2 separate regions of the Homo sapiens genome follow, and region 1 is linked to region 2. A link is an interaction called in ENCODE POLR2A ChIA-PET data of the cell type or tissue named here. Cell type or tissue: OCI-LY7. All regions are shown on one strand. Each heading gives the region's core, and the rest is flanking DNA. Links, peaks and the distances in the headings are about the cores only.

Region 1 (7,479 bases), core at 2,022-6,021, 390 kb after region 2:
TGTTGGTCATGTGTGAATAGGTGTTGTCTCCTCAATAAGGGCATGAATCCCAACCCTGCACTGTGTGGCCAGAACCCCTGGGACCACAAGTGGAAGTTCCATAGCTGGCACAGGACTTGGGGTTCCTTCCCACTGGCCCCAGACAGTGTTTCCCTCGTTCCTTTCCCCAGCCCCTCTGACCAGTCCTGGGGGCATGAAGAGCACAGAGCTTAGCCAAGGTACAAACTCAAAAGCCTTGAAGGCAGCCAGGTTATGCTGATCCTGGGAGGGCAGGCTGGTTAAGGAACGGGCATAGGCTCTGGAATGGATAGTTATGGGTTCAAATCATGGGTTCTCGACTCATTCACATGACTTTGGGCAAGTCACTGCACCATTCTGAACCTTAGCTTCCTCATGTGTTAAATACGGGGATTATGCATTTACTTCAAAGGGTTGACCTGAATATTAGATGAAATAATCTATATAAGGGGCCTGCCTTAGTGTTTGGAGAGCAACAGGTACTCAACAAATGTTGGATGAGGGAACAAATGAGTACCTGAGTGACTGCATGAATGAGTGTTCTGGCAGGAAAGGTAGACACAAAAGCATACCTGGTGGGTTGTATTTTCCAAAGATAACCTGAGAAGACGTTTGAGACCATTTCAACCAGTAGAGTATGTCAGAGTGATAATTTTTTTTTTTTTTTTTTGAGAAGGAGTCTCACTCTGTTGCCCAGGCTGGAGCGCAGTGGCGTGATCTGGGCTCACTGCAAGCTCCGCCTCCCGGGTTCACGCCATTCTCCTGCCTCAGCCTCCCGAGTAGCTGGGACTACAGACGCGCGCCACCCACGCCCGGCTAAGTTTTTTGTATTTTCAGTAGAGACGGGGTTTCACCGTGTTAGCCAGGATGGTCTTGATCTCCTGACCTCGTGATCTGCCCGCCTCGGCCTCCCAGAGTGCTGGGATTACAGGCGTGAGCCACTGCGCCTGGCCCGCTCTGAGAGTAAATGAAGGCAGAGCTATGCCCATCCAGCTCCGTTCACCATTCACCACCAGCAACCACATGAGAGACCCCAAGTCAGACCACACAGGCAATCCCTTTCTGAATTCCTGACCCTCTGAAACCTTGAAAGATGATGAAATGATTCTTGTTGCTTTAAGCCACTAAATTTTGGGGCAATTACTCTTCAATAGCAGAATTTGTACAGTGTGTTTGGGAACACAGAAGAGGGATCAATCAAAAGAAATTGAACATTCAGCTGGGCACAGTGGCTCACACCTGTAATCCCAACAGGGAGGCCAGGCAGGTGGATCACGTGAGGTCAGGAGATTGAGACCAGCCTGGCCAACATGGCGAAACCATGTCTCTACTAAAAATACAAAAATTAGCTGGGCGTGGGGTGGCGTGCACCTGTAATCCCAGCTACTCAGGAAGCTGAGGCTGGAGAATCGCTTGAACTCGAAAGACAGAGGTTGCAGTGAGCCGAGATCACGCCACTGCACACCAACCTAGGTGACACAGTGAGACTCCATCTCAAAAAAAAAAAAAAAAAGGTGTTGAACATTCAATGTAAAGAAAGAAATTACACTAATACATTGAGTAGGATACCCAATAAATTGAGTTGCTGTTGAAAATAATCCTTAGACGAAGGCTTTCACATATAGCAGCTCAAAGAAAGTCTCCATTCCATGTTATCTTAGGAAACCTCTCTGGAGCTCCACTCCTCCCACTTCCTGCTCTTCCTCCCCAGCCCCTGGGTCAGGTCCTGGACTCCCATAGTTTTCAGGCTGCTAAACAACAGAACGAGCACTGGACTTGGAGCCAGAAGTCTTGGGCTCAAGCCCTGCCCTTACTGCTTACTAGCTGAATAATTCTGGGCAAATCAGTTGGACCAGTTACACCTCAGCCTTCTCATTTAGGAAATGGAGATGTCACAACTGCTAATTCATTGAATGCTCTGTATGAACTGACCACTAAACCCTTTAAATTGACCACTTCACTTAATCTGCATAACCACCCAACAAGATAAGGAATATTATTACTATTATTATTATTATTATTATTATTATTTGAGACAGGGTCTTGCTTTGTCACCCAGCCTGGAGTACAGTGGCACGATCACTGCTCACTGCAGCCTAGACCTCCTGGGCTCAAGTGATCCTCCCACCTCAGCCTCCAAGTAGCTGGGACTACAGACGTGTGCCACCACACCCAGCTAATTTTTGTATTTTTTGTAGAGATGAGGTTTTGCCATGTTGCCCAGGCTGGTCTTGAACTCCTGGGCTCAAGTGATCCTCCCGACTTGGCCTCCCAAAGTGCTGGGATTACAGGCATGAGCCACTTGTGCTGGGCCAACAGGAAATATTATCTTCATTTTCCCAATGGGGAAACTGTCCCAGAGATGTTAAGTAACTTGCCCAGAGTTATGCATCGTCTGCACGGCAGAGCTGGGATTCAACACTAGGCTGCCTTGCTCCAGAGCTTGTGCTCTTAACACTGTGCTGTCCCCGCGGGGGTGGGTGAAACTCTCAGGACAGCTTGTGAGAGTGTAGAAAAGGGCTTCTGTAAATGAAAGGAGTGCATGTGCAGAGGGGAGGAAACTTTATTTATTTATTTGAGATAGAGTCTCACTCTGTCACCCAGGCTGGAGTGCAATGGCACGATCTCGGCTCACCGCAACCTCCACCTCCCGGGTTCAAGCGATTCTCCTGCCTCAGGCTCCTGAATAGCTGGGGTTACAGGCGTGCGCCACCACACCTGGCTAATTTTGTATTTTTAGTAGAGATGGGGTTTCTCCATGTTGGTCAAGCTGGTTCCGAACTCCCGACCTCAGGTGATCCACCTGCCTCAGCCTCCCAGAGTGCTGGGATTATAGGTGTGAGCCACTGCACCCGGCCGAAAACTTTTTCTTTTTTTTGAGATATGTTCTCACTCTGGTTGTTGCCCAGGCTGGAGTGCAGTGGCGCAACCACAGCTCACTGCAGCCTCGACCTCCCGGGCTCAAGTGATCCTCCCACCTCCCACCTCAGCCTCCCAAGTAGCTGGGACTACAGGCTTGAGCCACCATACCCTGCTTTTTTTTTTTTTTTTTTTTTTTTTTTTGTAGAGACTGTGTTTGGCACATGTTTATGGTTACTTGCAACTCCCTGATAGCATCTGGCCTGTTCTGCCTTATAGCAGACATAGTTGCTCCTATTTCTGGGTCTTCCTGTTAAAGCTCCTTAAGGGCAAGCCCCACGTCTTATTCCTCTCTGCACCCTCACAGCATCCCATCCAGTGCCAAGGACTGAGTTGGGATTCAGAAAAAAAAAATATTTGAATGGAGTGGATTCCTCTATTAAGCCGAAACACTAAGACAATTATACCTGCTCATAAAAACATAATGAGAACAAGAACCTTTAAGAACACATTCTAGGCCAGGCGCAGTGGCTCATACCCGTAATCCCAGCACTTTGGGAGGCTGAGGCAGGTGGATCACCTGAGGTCAGGAGTTCGAGACCAGCCTGGCCAACATGGTGAAACCCCATCTCTACTAAAAATACAAAATATTAGCTGGGGCTGGTGGCGGATGCCTGTAATCCCAGCTACTCAGGAGGCTGAGGCTGGGGAATCACTTGAACCTGGAAGGCGGAGGTTGCAGTGAGCTGAGGTTGCGCCACTGCACTCCAGCCTACGCAACAAGAGCGAAACTCTGTCTCAAAAAATAAAAAAAAGAACACCTCTAAAAATTCTCAGCATTCCTGAAACGTTTCTAATGCCAGCTTTCTATTCTGGGTTTTAAACCCAAACCAACATGTTCTTTCTTCAGAGTTTGCAGATGTGGTCACAAAAGAAGGGGGAAAAGAGGAGAAGAGAATCTTTATAACTCATTCAGACACTCCCTGACACGTTCCTCAGGGTAAGAAGGAGGTTGTCTCTTCACCAGTGTTAGAATCTGGCTGGGGAGGAGGTGCAGATGGAGTTATTTGAAAGCAGAACTTTCTTAGGAGAAGAGGCTCTGTGGAAACTTGTTTTCACCGAGTTCTCTCATGTGTGACGTGAATCAGAAGCTCTAGGAGATGTCTGAGAGAGATTTTTACGTTATGAGGCAGCTGCTTATGAAATTAGGTCCAGAAGCTTCCTTCGAGCCAAGCTTCTTCTTATAGAAGCTGGAGAACATAAATAGTTTCCATTGCAGCAAGAAGAAAAATTCTTCAGTATGTTTATGGGTTTGTCCTTTCTTTTCCACAGTGGGTAGCAAACTTCTATAACAAGTTGGCATTGAACTAAAATAGGATTTCTCAAATTCATTTGACTAATACTAAATTCAGCTGAGAGCGCTTATTCTTCTACTCATGAGCAGTCATCTGAGACTTTTGCAAATCATCAAGCTAAGCTCTAAATGATAACCAGCAACATTTCCCATTCATCTGAGACATGGAAGTAATTATGTGTGCATAGGCAGTGTAAGGGTTAAAAGCACAGCTTTGGAGTTGGACAGACTGGGTTTGAATCCCAGCTGGAGGGCCATGGGTAAATTGTTTAATCTCTTTAAACCTCAATTTCCTCTGTTACAAATCAGGCATAGTAATATTTCTGATTCCCAGGGCTGTTGTGAAGATTATACGAGTATATACACATATGACTTACTATATTAAGTACTCAGTAAATGTTAGCTATTGTAGCCTGGGCGCGGTGGCTCACGCCTGTAATCCCAGCACTTTGGGAGGCCAAGGTGGGCAGATCACCAGGTCAGGAGATTGAGACCATCCTGGCTAACATGGTGAAACCCCGTCTCTACTAAAAACACACACACACACACACACACACACACACACACAAATTAGCTGGGCGTGGTGGCGGGCGCCTGTAATCCCAGCTACTCAGGAGGCTGAGGCAGGAGAATGGTGTGAACCTGGGAGGCGGAGCTTGCAGTGAGCCGAGATTGCGCCACTGCACTCCATGCTGGGTGACAGAGTGAGACTCTATCTCAAAAAAAAAAAAAAAAGTTAGCTATTGTAGTAGGCAGCCCCTAAAATATCTTGCAGTAATTTCTGCCTCCCTGTATTCAAATCCTTTGGGTAATCTCCCCTCCTTGAGTGTGGGGATTAGTGATTAGCGTCTAACAAATAGCATATAGCAAAAGTGATGGCATATTAGGGACCTCGAAAAGCCAAAACAATTGAAAAAGACCAAAGTTGGAAGTCTCACACTTCCTGCTTTCAAAACTTACTACAAACTGCAGTATCAAAAACAGCGGGAACTAGCATAAAGACAGACATACAGATCAATGGAACAGAGCTGCCAAGACCATTGAATGGAAAAGGATGATAACTTTTCAACAAATGGGGCTGGGAAAACTGCATGTTCACGTGCCAAAGAACGAAGTGAGGCCCTCACCTACATCATATACAAAGATTAACTTAAAAATGGGATCCCTTGAGCCCAGGAGTTCGAGGTTACAGTGAGCTATGATTGTATCGCTGCACTCCAACCTAGGCGGCAGAGTGAGACTCTGTCTCTAAAAAAATAAAAATAAAAAATTAACTCTTAAAACTGATCAAATATCTAAATGTAAGTGATAAAACCATAACGTGCAAGAAAGTATAGGACAAATGCTTCATGACAGTGGATTTGACAATCATTTCTTGGCTATGACAACCAAAAACACAGGCAACAAAAGAACAAAACAGACAAGACTTCATCAAATTTAAAAACTTTTCTAAATCAAAGGATAGTATCAACAGTTTCTCAAAAGGCAACCTAGGGAATGGGAGGACATAGTTGCAAATCATATAACTGATGAAAGATTGTCTAGGGAGAAACTCTCCTAACACTGGGTTTTTCCTCTACTCTCACACCACAATGATCAACTACACAGAAGAAAACTTCTGTGACTAAGGGAGGAGACCACCCCTCATCTTGTCTTATGCCCAATTTCTGCCTCCAATGAAAGAAGAAGTACAAACTCAAAGGCAGAAATGAAATCCACAGGCAGACAGCCCGGCGCCGAGCCCTGGGCCTGGTTAAAGATGGACCCCTGACCTAAACCAGTTATGTTATCTATAGATTACAGACATTGTATGGAAAAGCACTGTGAAAATCCCTGTCCTGCTCTGTTCCGTTCTGATTACTGGTGCATGCAGCCCCCAGTCATGTACCCCCTGCTTGCTCAATCCATCATGACCCTCTCATGCGGACCCCCTTAGAGTTGTAAGCCCTTAAGAGGGACAGGAATTGCTTACTTGGGGAGCTTGGTTGTTGGAGACGTGAGTCTGGCCGAAGCTCCCGGCCGAATAAAGCCCTTCCTTCTTTAACTCAGTGTCTGAGGGGTTTTGTCTGCGGCTTGTCCTGCTACATAACCAAACGTGTGTGCATCTCTCCCTACCACCAACCAGCAGACACCAGCCAGGTGGCCTCCAATTCAGGTCTGACACTATCTACCCAGAGACAGTGCCAGATCCCACAGGTTGAGGGTTCAGTCCCCAAGACTGCTCCCTCCTTCTCCACTCTCCCAGTCACAAGTCTGGGCCTCCAGAACTTCTGACCGACTGGCTTCAAGCTGGGGTTCCCCCAGCCTCCTCTTTGGATTCGATTAATTTGCTAGAGTGGCTCACAGAACTCAGAGAAACACTTACATTTACTGGTTTACTAAGAAAGCTATGTTAAAGGAAACAGATAACCAGCCAGATGAGGGGATACATAGGGTGAGGTCTGGAAGGGGCCCAAGCGCAGGAGCTTCTGGCCCTGTGGAGTTGGGGTGCGCCACCCTCCCAGCACCTGGACCAGTTTTTCTTCCCCTTCCTGCTGGCTTCCACGTGTTCAGCTATCTGGAAGCTCTCTTGACCTAGTCAATCTTGGGTTTTTATGGAAGCTTCATGATATTAGCATTCTTTCCCACAGGGTATAGAGTGGGACCCTCTCATCGGAGAGTCTTAAGACTCCAAGTCCTGCCTTGGGGCAGATGAAAGGAGGCAGCGGAAGGTCAGAGACCTGCCCCTGAGGCCTAATGCATCCAACATTATAACAAAAGACTCTAGCCTTCATAAACAATTGTTGGTGTTCGCAATGGGAAAGATATAATGGGAATGGACAAGGGAGCTTTTTAAAATACATTTATTTATTTATTTTTTGAGATGGAGTCTTGCTCTGTCACCCAGGCTGGAGTGCATTGGTGCAATCTCGGCTCACTGCAACCTCTGCCTCCTGGGTTCAAGTGATTCTCCTGCCTCAGTCTCCCGAGGACCTGGGATTACCGGCACCCATCACTGCACCCAGGTAATTTTTGTATTTTTAATAGAGACAGAGTTTTGCTATGTTGGCCAGGCTGGTCTCGAACTGCTGACCTCAGGTGATCCGCCTACTTTGGCCTCCCAAAGTGCTGGGATTACAGGCATGAGCCACTGCACCTGACCTGTTCTATCAGTCTTAAGATCTGTTTTAATGTTAATGCTGGTCAGCTGTGTCTGAATTCCAAAAGGGAGGAGGGAATAACGAGGCATGTCCAACTCCCCCTTCCCA
Region 2 (7,479 bases), core at 1,611-5,610:
TCACGAGGTCAGGAGATGGAGACCATCCTGGCTAACATGGTGAAACCCCGTCTCTACTAAAATTACAAAAAATTAGCTGGGCGTGGTAGCGGGCGCATGTAGTCCCAACTACTCAGGAGGCTGAGGCAGGAGAATGGCGTGAACCCGGGAGGCGGAGCTTGCAGTGAGCCGAGATCGTGCCACTGCACTCCAGCCTGGGCGACAGAGCGAGACTCTGTCTCAAAAAAAAAAAAAAAAAAATGAAGCCAGCTCAATTGCTAACATTGAAAAATGACTCAGAACTCTTTTTTTTTTTTGAGATGGAGTCTCACTCTGCAGCCCAGGCTGGAGTGCAGTGGCGCAATCCCAGCTCGATGCAAGCTCTGCCTCCCGGGTTCACGCCATTCTCCTGCCTCAGCCTCCCGAGTAGCTGGGACTACAGGTGCCTGCCACCACGCCTGGCTAATTTTTTTTTTTTGTATTTTTTAGTAGTGACGGGGTTTCACCGTGTTAGCCAGGCTGGTCTCGAACTCCTGACCTCAAATGATCCACCCGCCTCGGCCTCCTGAAGTGCTGGGATTACAGGCGTGAGCCACCGTGCCCGGCCAGAACTTTTTTTTTTTTTTTTTTTTGAGACAGGGTCTCGCTCTGTCCCCCAGGCTGGAATGCAGTGGAGTGATCTTGGCTCACTGCAACCTCCACCTGCTGGGTTCAAGCAATTCTCGTGCTTCAGCCTCCCGAGTAGCTGGGACTACAGGCATCCACCGCCACGCCCAGCTAATTTTTGTGGTTTTTTTTTTTTCTTTCTTTTTAGTAGAAACAGGGTTTCACCATGTTGGCCAGGCTGGTCTTGAACTCCTGACCTTAAGTGATCCACCTGCCTCAACCTCCCAACATGCTGAGATTACAGGCGTGAGCCACCACACCCAGCCCAGATCTCTTTTGAAATAAGCAAGACATTCAGTTTTGAAATCGAGGTGGTTTTGGTGTTGGCCACAGTTGGGGTGGTGGTAGATTATGCCAGCCATCTTTTGGAAGCTGACCCTGAGCCCTGCACCCCACCTCTTGTTAGGAATCTCAATCTATCATTGTTTTTGTTTGTATGTTTGTTTGAGGCGGAGTCTTGCTCTGTCACCCAGGCTTGAGTTCAGTGGCGCGATCTCAGCTCACTGCAAGCTCCGCCTCCCAGGTTCACGCCATTCTCCTGCCTCAGCCTCCCGAGTAGCTGGAACTACAGGTGCCCGCCACCATGCCCAGCTAATTTTTTGTATTTTTAGTAGAGACGGGGTTTCACCGTGTTAGCCAGGATGGTCTCGATCTCCTGACTCGTGATCTGCCCGCCTCAGCCTCCCAAAGTGCTGGGATTACAGGCGTGAGACACCGCGCCCGGCCCGTTTGTTTGTTTTTGTAGAGAAGGGGTTTCACCATGTTGCCCAGACTGGTCTTGAACTGGAATCAAGTGATCTGCCTTGGCCTCCCAAGGCGCTGGGATCACAGGGGTGAGCAACCACACCGGCCCTCTATAATCGTTTTGCAATTGTAATTACAGTTGTTTTAATGTTCTTCCTCCCCACCCCACCCCCAGATTTAAGCTTCTCCTTGTCTTTTTAATTTTCACACCCCAATATCCAGCATAGTACCCACTGCAGAGTACAAGCACAAGAATTGCTTATTGAACTAAACTCAACAAAAGGTTTGTTTGTTTGTTTTGAGATGGAGTCTTGCTCTGTCGCCCACTGGAATGCAGTGGCCCAATCTTGGCTCACTGCAACCTCCGCCTCCCACAGGTTCAAGTGATTCTCCTGCTGCAGCCTCCCGAGTAGCTGGGATTACAGTCACGCACCACCACACCTGGCTAATTTTGTATTTTTAGTAGAGATGGGGTTTCTCCATGTTGGTCAGGCTGGTCTCAAACTCCCAATCTCAGGTGATCTGCCCACCTCGGCCTCCCAAAGTGCTGGGATTACAGGCATGAGCCACTGCGCCTGGCTAATTTGTATTTTTAGTAGAGACAGTTTCACCACATTGGCCAGGCTGGTCTCCAACTCCTGACCTCAGGTGATCCGCCTGCCTCGGCCTTCCAAAGTGCTGGGATTACAGGCGTGAGCCATGCGGCCTGGCCAATGAAAGGTTTTTTGGAATAGGTGCAAGATCACTCACAATCCCCTTCCAAGAGACTTTCCAAGAAAGTCTCTGGCCACTGTCAGAGTCCCTCTGTAACTCTGCTTGGGGGGAAATGGTGAGTTGGGGGCCTTATGAGGCCAAAGAGGTAGTCACAGGAGCCAGAATTCTCACGTACCTCCTCCAGGCTCATGAAGAGAGGCACAACTCACTTTTTTCCTCCCACTCCCTCCCCTCCATCTCTCCCTATTCTCTCTCTTTCCTTTATTTCTCTTTTTTTAGAGATAAGAGTCTTGCTATGTTGCCCAGGCTGGTCTTGAACTCCTATATTCAAGCAATCCTCCCACCTCAGCCTCCCAAAATGCTGGGATTACAAGAGTGAGCCACCATACCTAGCCTATAATTCACTTTCTAACCCACCTCCCCGCCCACTGCTCTCCCCCACGCCCTGCCCTATACACTGCCCCACCCCTGTGATTATTCCTCCCCAAACAAGCAGATCAAAAGTGATGCTAAGAAGTCGGGCACAGTGGCTCACTCCTATAATCCCTGCACTTTGAGAGGCCAAGGCGGGAGGATGGCTTGAGTCCAGGAGTTCAAGGCCAGTCTAGGCTACCTGGCGAGACTCTGTCTTTACAAAAATATTTAAAAATTAGCTGGGCGTAGTGGTATATGCCTGTAGTCACAGCTCCTCAAGAGGCTGAGACTGGAGGATCTCTTGAGCCCAGGAGGTCATGGCTGCAATGAGCTGTGATTGTGTCACTGCATTCCAGCCTGGATGACAGAGGGAAACCCTGTCTAAAAAAAAAAAAAAAAAAGCTAATAGTTGCAAAGCAAGCACATTCATGCCCGATCTGCTTAATTATCACAACAGCCCTATGAGGAAGCCACCATTAGCCCCACAGAACAGATGAAGGAACTGAGCCCAGGAGTAGTTCGATGATTATGCCTGAAGGACAGCTTGTGTGTCAGGGCCCTGAATTTTATTTACTATGTGTGGGTCACCTTTCTGAAGGCTCATAAACTTCCACGCATATGATCCTCATATCATCCCCATGAGATGTGTAATATCATCACCCCCATTTTATAGATGAAGAAACTGAGACTCTGAGCATTTACGTAACTTACCCAAGGCCACAGGGCTGGTGACAGTAGAGGTGGTTTTGAGCCAGGGCTGTCCAGGTACACCCTCTCAACCACTTTGTCATCCTTCCTCTGGATATTCTCTGGACACCTTGGCTTTAGCATGTGCAAGTAGGACGACACCCCCCTCACCAAGAGGTAGTAAGGATTAGATCTAATATGTGTGTGTATCTGGATCACAGTAAATACCCAGGAAAAGAGGTCATCATTTTTGTTCCTCTCTGACAATTGCAGCAACTGGCCGCCAGAGGGGAGTCATGCACTGAAGACCTAAGCCCTTCCCAGGTGACTGGTTGACCATTCAACGGTTAAGAATTGTGCTGGGCCCTTTTATCTCTGTGCCCAAATGTGGGATCAAGGACAGATCTCACCAGTACGGAACTACAAGGATCTTTTGACTCTTGCAAAAGAAATACAGCTTAGGCCTTAAAACCCATCTAAGGCCCCTTTACCAACACCAATTCTAGGACTGGGAGGGTGGGGGAGATCCCTGTGGAGGGAGGCCCAGCTGTGTCCCATTTGGTGGTGGCAGTGCTGGGGGAGCAGCAATTATCAGTAATTCCTCTCCTGCTGGAGGCTGGGCTCCTGGAGCCACAGCTGCAAGGTGGGAGGTGGCAAGGAGGATTTTGGAATTGTCTCCCTAAGGGGTTTCCATGGTTACAGATGGATACAGGCAGCCCACTAGGCTGGGTCCTTTCTCCATATTGTCTCCTGGGGAGACAATGGGCTTTGGGGATGGGGCGGCATGCCACGCAGATCATTTCTAGAGCAGGGACCATGAGTGCCTGCTCTGTGAACCCCTGGACCCCAGCTGCTGGGACAGAGGGAGTTGGGCACAGGGATCAGCCTTGGTAACCGACTGCTTGCTTTGGGGTACAACACTACTGCTACAGCAACTCAAGAGAGGCTGTCCGCTGAGCCACTCAAGCAAATCTGAGGCTCCAAAACAGCCAAACTGCAGAGGCCTCCAGGTATTTAAAAAGCATGCATTTTGGAGTCAGATAGTCATGTCATGATTCTGTCCCTTGCTAGCTGTGTGACTTGGGCAAGTTATTTTACCTTCCTGAGTCCCCGTGTCCTTATCGCGAAAGTGGGACAACACCCACTTTATAAAATTGGTGTGAGGAAGCAATAAGCACAAAGCCTAGTGCCAAGAAAATGCTCAGAGAGTTCCTAAGCTCAGGTGGGTTGATGGGGTCCTGGGATGTGGGACTGGCTCTGTACCCACTCTGTGGCCTTAGACAAGGCCCTTCTTATTTCTGGGTCTCAGCTGCTCCATCTATGACTTGGAGACTTTGAAAGGCTTATAAAGGATGAAAGCTACTCAGGAGGCTGAGGTGGGAGGATCCCTTGAGTCCTGGATCCAAGACCCGCTTGGGCAACATAGTGAGACCCGCCCTGCCTCGAAAGAAAAGGAAGTACCTGGCCAGGCGCGGTGGCTCATGTCTGTAATCCCAGCACTTTGGGAGACCGAGGTGGGCAGATCACGAGGTCAAGAGTTTGAGACTAGCCTGGCCAATGTGGTGAAACCCTAACTAAAAATACAAAAAACATTACCGGGCATGGCCAGGCGTGGTGGCTCACACCTGTAATCCCAGCACCTTGGGAGGCCAAGGCAGGCAGATCACAAGGTCAGGAGATCGAGACCATCCTGGCTAACACGGTGAAATCCCGTCTGTACTAAAAATACAAAAAAAAATAGCCAGGCGTGGTGGCAGGTGCCTGTAGTCCCAGCTACTCGGGAGGCTGAGGCAGGAGAATGGTGTGAACCCGGGAGGCAGAGCTTGCAGTGAGTTGAGATTCCGCCACTACACTCCAGCCTAGGCAACAGAGAGAGACTCCGTTTAAAAAATAAATAAATAAATTTCCTGGGCGTGGTGGCGGGTGCCTATAGTCCCAGCTACTCCGGATGCTGAGGCAGGAGAATTGCTTGAACCTGGGAGGTAGAGGTTGGAGTGAGCTGAGATCACGCCACTGCAGTCTAGCCTGGTGACAGAGCAAGACTCTGTCTCAAAAAAAAAAAAAAAGAAAAGAAAAGTACTTGGCCGAGCACAGTGGCTCATACCTGTAATCCAAGCACTGTAGGAGGCTGAGGCAGGAGGATCACAAGGTCAGGAGCTCAAGACCAGCCTGGGTAACACAGCAAGACCTCCCAATCTCTACACATTTTTTTTTTTAAAGTAGCTGGGTATGGTGGTGTGCACCTGCAGTCTCAGACTTAGGAGGCTGAGGTGGGAGGATCTCTTGAGCCCAGGGGTTTGAAGCTACAGTAAGCTATGACTGCACCACTGCACTCCAGCCTGGGTGACAGATTGAGACCCTGTCTCAGAAAGAAAAGAGGGGAGGGAACGGGAGGTGAGGGGAGAAAAGAAAAGTGCGAGCTTGGGAAAACAGAAATCAAAACACTAACACAACAACCCCATCTTCCAGGACTTAAATCCAGTTGGAATATGCAACATGTGATCACAGGGGCATGTGGTATTTGTGTAAGTAGACTCTGTGCTGTGGCAATTAAGGGAGATTTTTCTGAGGGAGGCAGGACTTAAGTTAGGCCTTCGAGAGTCTCAGAATCAGGAAAATATTCCAGAAAAATCTCCCACGCTATGCCAAGGAGAAACAGAATCCCAGAAGGGCGAAGGGACTCAGTTCTCTGCCACTCAGTTTCAAATCCTTCCTAGTCACTGCCTTTTCCCCAAGGAAGGGTGTGTGTACGTGGGGAGGAAAGGAAGGAGTAAGCAAAAACCATTGTCATTTATGTCCAATTTATGGGACACCTTTACATGAGTCAAGTTAATCATTAGCCCCATTTTATAGATAAGTAAACTAAGGATTGCTCTAATTTTTATCCAACTGATTTGGCGAAACAACGTACATGGCCCAAGAATAAACTTTGTCTCCAGTATGGAATACAAAACTTCCCCAAGGGAAATGTAAAACAATTCCTTCATGTTTAAATCATCAGCAGAGAAAATCAAATCGTTTACATGTCTATTACTTGTCCTTCTATTAAGAGGCACTTAGCACAGAGCCTCGAACATGGTAAGTGTTAAGTAAATGAAAGTTGTTGTCACTGTCACTGCTATTATTAAATGTATTACTACATATTCAATGCTGGGGATACAGAGGTCAATAAAACTCTCTCCCTGTAGTCCCAGCTACTCTGGAGGCTGACATGAGAGGATCGACTGAGCCCTGTTGGTGGAGGTTGCAGTGAGCCGAGATGGTGTCACTGCACTACAGCCTGGATGACAGAGAGAGACCCTGTCTTAAAAATAATGATAATAATAATAAAAATAACTCCCTTCTGTCTTTGAGAAATTCAGCCTAGTGAGAGAAAACGGGCTGCAAAAAAAATGATCTCTTACTTCCTGGACACACATATACCATCTCGTTAAATTCTCCAAACAACCTTGTGAGGAAGGTTTTTTCTTTCTCTCATTTTAGAAATAAGGAAACTGAGGTTCAGTGGGCTTCATTGACTTGCCCAGACATTGTAAAATATGAATAAAATATGAAATAAAATAGTGTTAGAAGACAAACACCTTTATTGGATTAACAGATACATCAAAAAGCAATAAAGTCTATTAATTACGTAAGGCACATAGACCATAGCCCATTTTATTTATTATTATTATTATTTTTTGAGACAAGAGTCTCACTCTGTCGCCCAGGCTGGAGTGCAGTGGTGTGATCTTGGCTCACTGCAATCTCCGCCTCCTGGGCTCACGCCATTCTCCTGCTTCAGCTTCCTGAGTAGCTGGGACTACAGGCGCCTGCCACCACACCCGGCTAATTTTTTTGTATTTTTTTTAGTAGAGATGGGGTTTCACCATGTTATCCAGGATGGTCTCGATCTCCTGACCTCGTGATCCACCCACCTCAGCCTCCCAAAGTGCTGGGATTACAGGCGTGAGCCACCACGCCCGGCCAGCCCCATTTTATTAAAGACTATGAAAGATAGCTTTTACTGAGCTAAAAAATGAGCCAGACTTTTGAGAGCTCTCATTTATGGAGCAACAACGAAGTGCCAGGCACTTTCCATGTGTCTGTCAAATCCTCATAACCCTGAGAGGTAGGAACAGTTAGCTCCCTTTCACAAATGACAAAGCTGGGGCTCAGAGAGGTGAAGTTACATGGCCAGGGTTGCACAGCAAAAGAGGGCATCGAGCCAGTGCTGGGACCCAGGCTCTGACACTTGGGCTAGGAGCTGGAGCCAGGCCTTTCTCCCAAGTCAGG

The links. ChIA-PET counts read pairs that join two places held together with the same protein. Peaks named below come from ENCODE experiments on the same cell type or tissue, not always from the same donor. Only the 100,000 strongest peaks of a DNase experiment are listed, where the experiment ranks them.
Region 1: POLR2A ChIA-PET joins it to region 2 with 5 read pairs; 1 of 35 experiments calls an interaction of 5 or more read pairs at or near these places.

The regions. Positions count from the first base shown.
Region 1 is chr1:23,927,334-23,934,812 of GRCh38, forward strand. MIR378F (microRNA 378f) reads left to right here and starts at 1,737; the gene lies at 1,737-1,814. In OCI-LY7, for the core only: no CTCF peak of the experiment used is centred there; DNase peaks (open chromatin) are centred at 3,148, 4,008 and 4,318; H3K4me3 peaks cover 1,620 bases; H3K27ac peaks cover 3,012 bases.
Region 2 is chr1:23,541,391-23,548,869 of GRCh38, forward strand. All of the region lies in intron 1 of LOC124903876 (a long non-coding RNA gene), which reads left to right. It overlaps LOC105376859 (a long non-coding RNA gene), which reads right to left. Exons shown (of 5, transcript NR_188656.1): 5 at 7,104-7,479. Among named protein-coding and RNA genes, the nearest start is that of E2F2, 14 kb to the left of the region's middle. RefSeq lists an enhancer at 3,348-3,642. In OCI-LY7, for the core only: CTCF peaks have their summits at 3,482 (motif pointing right) and 3,691; DNase peaks (open chromatin) are centred at 3,511 and 5,467; H3K27ac peaks cover 2,651 bases.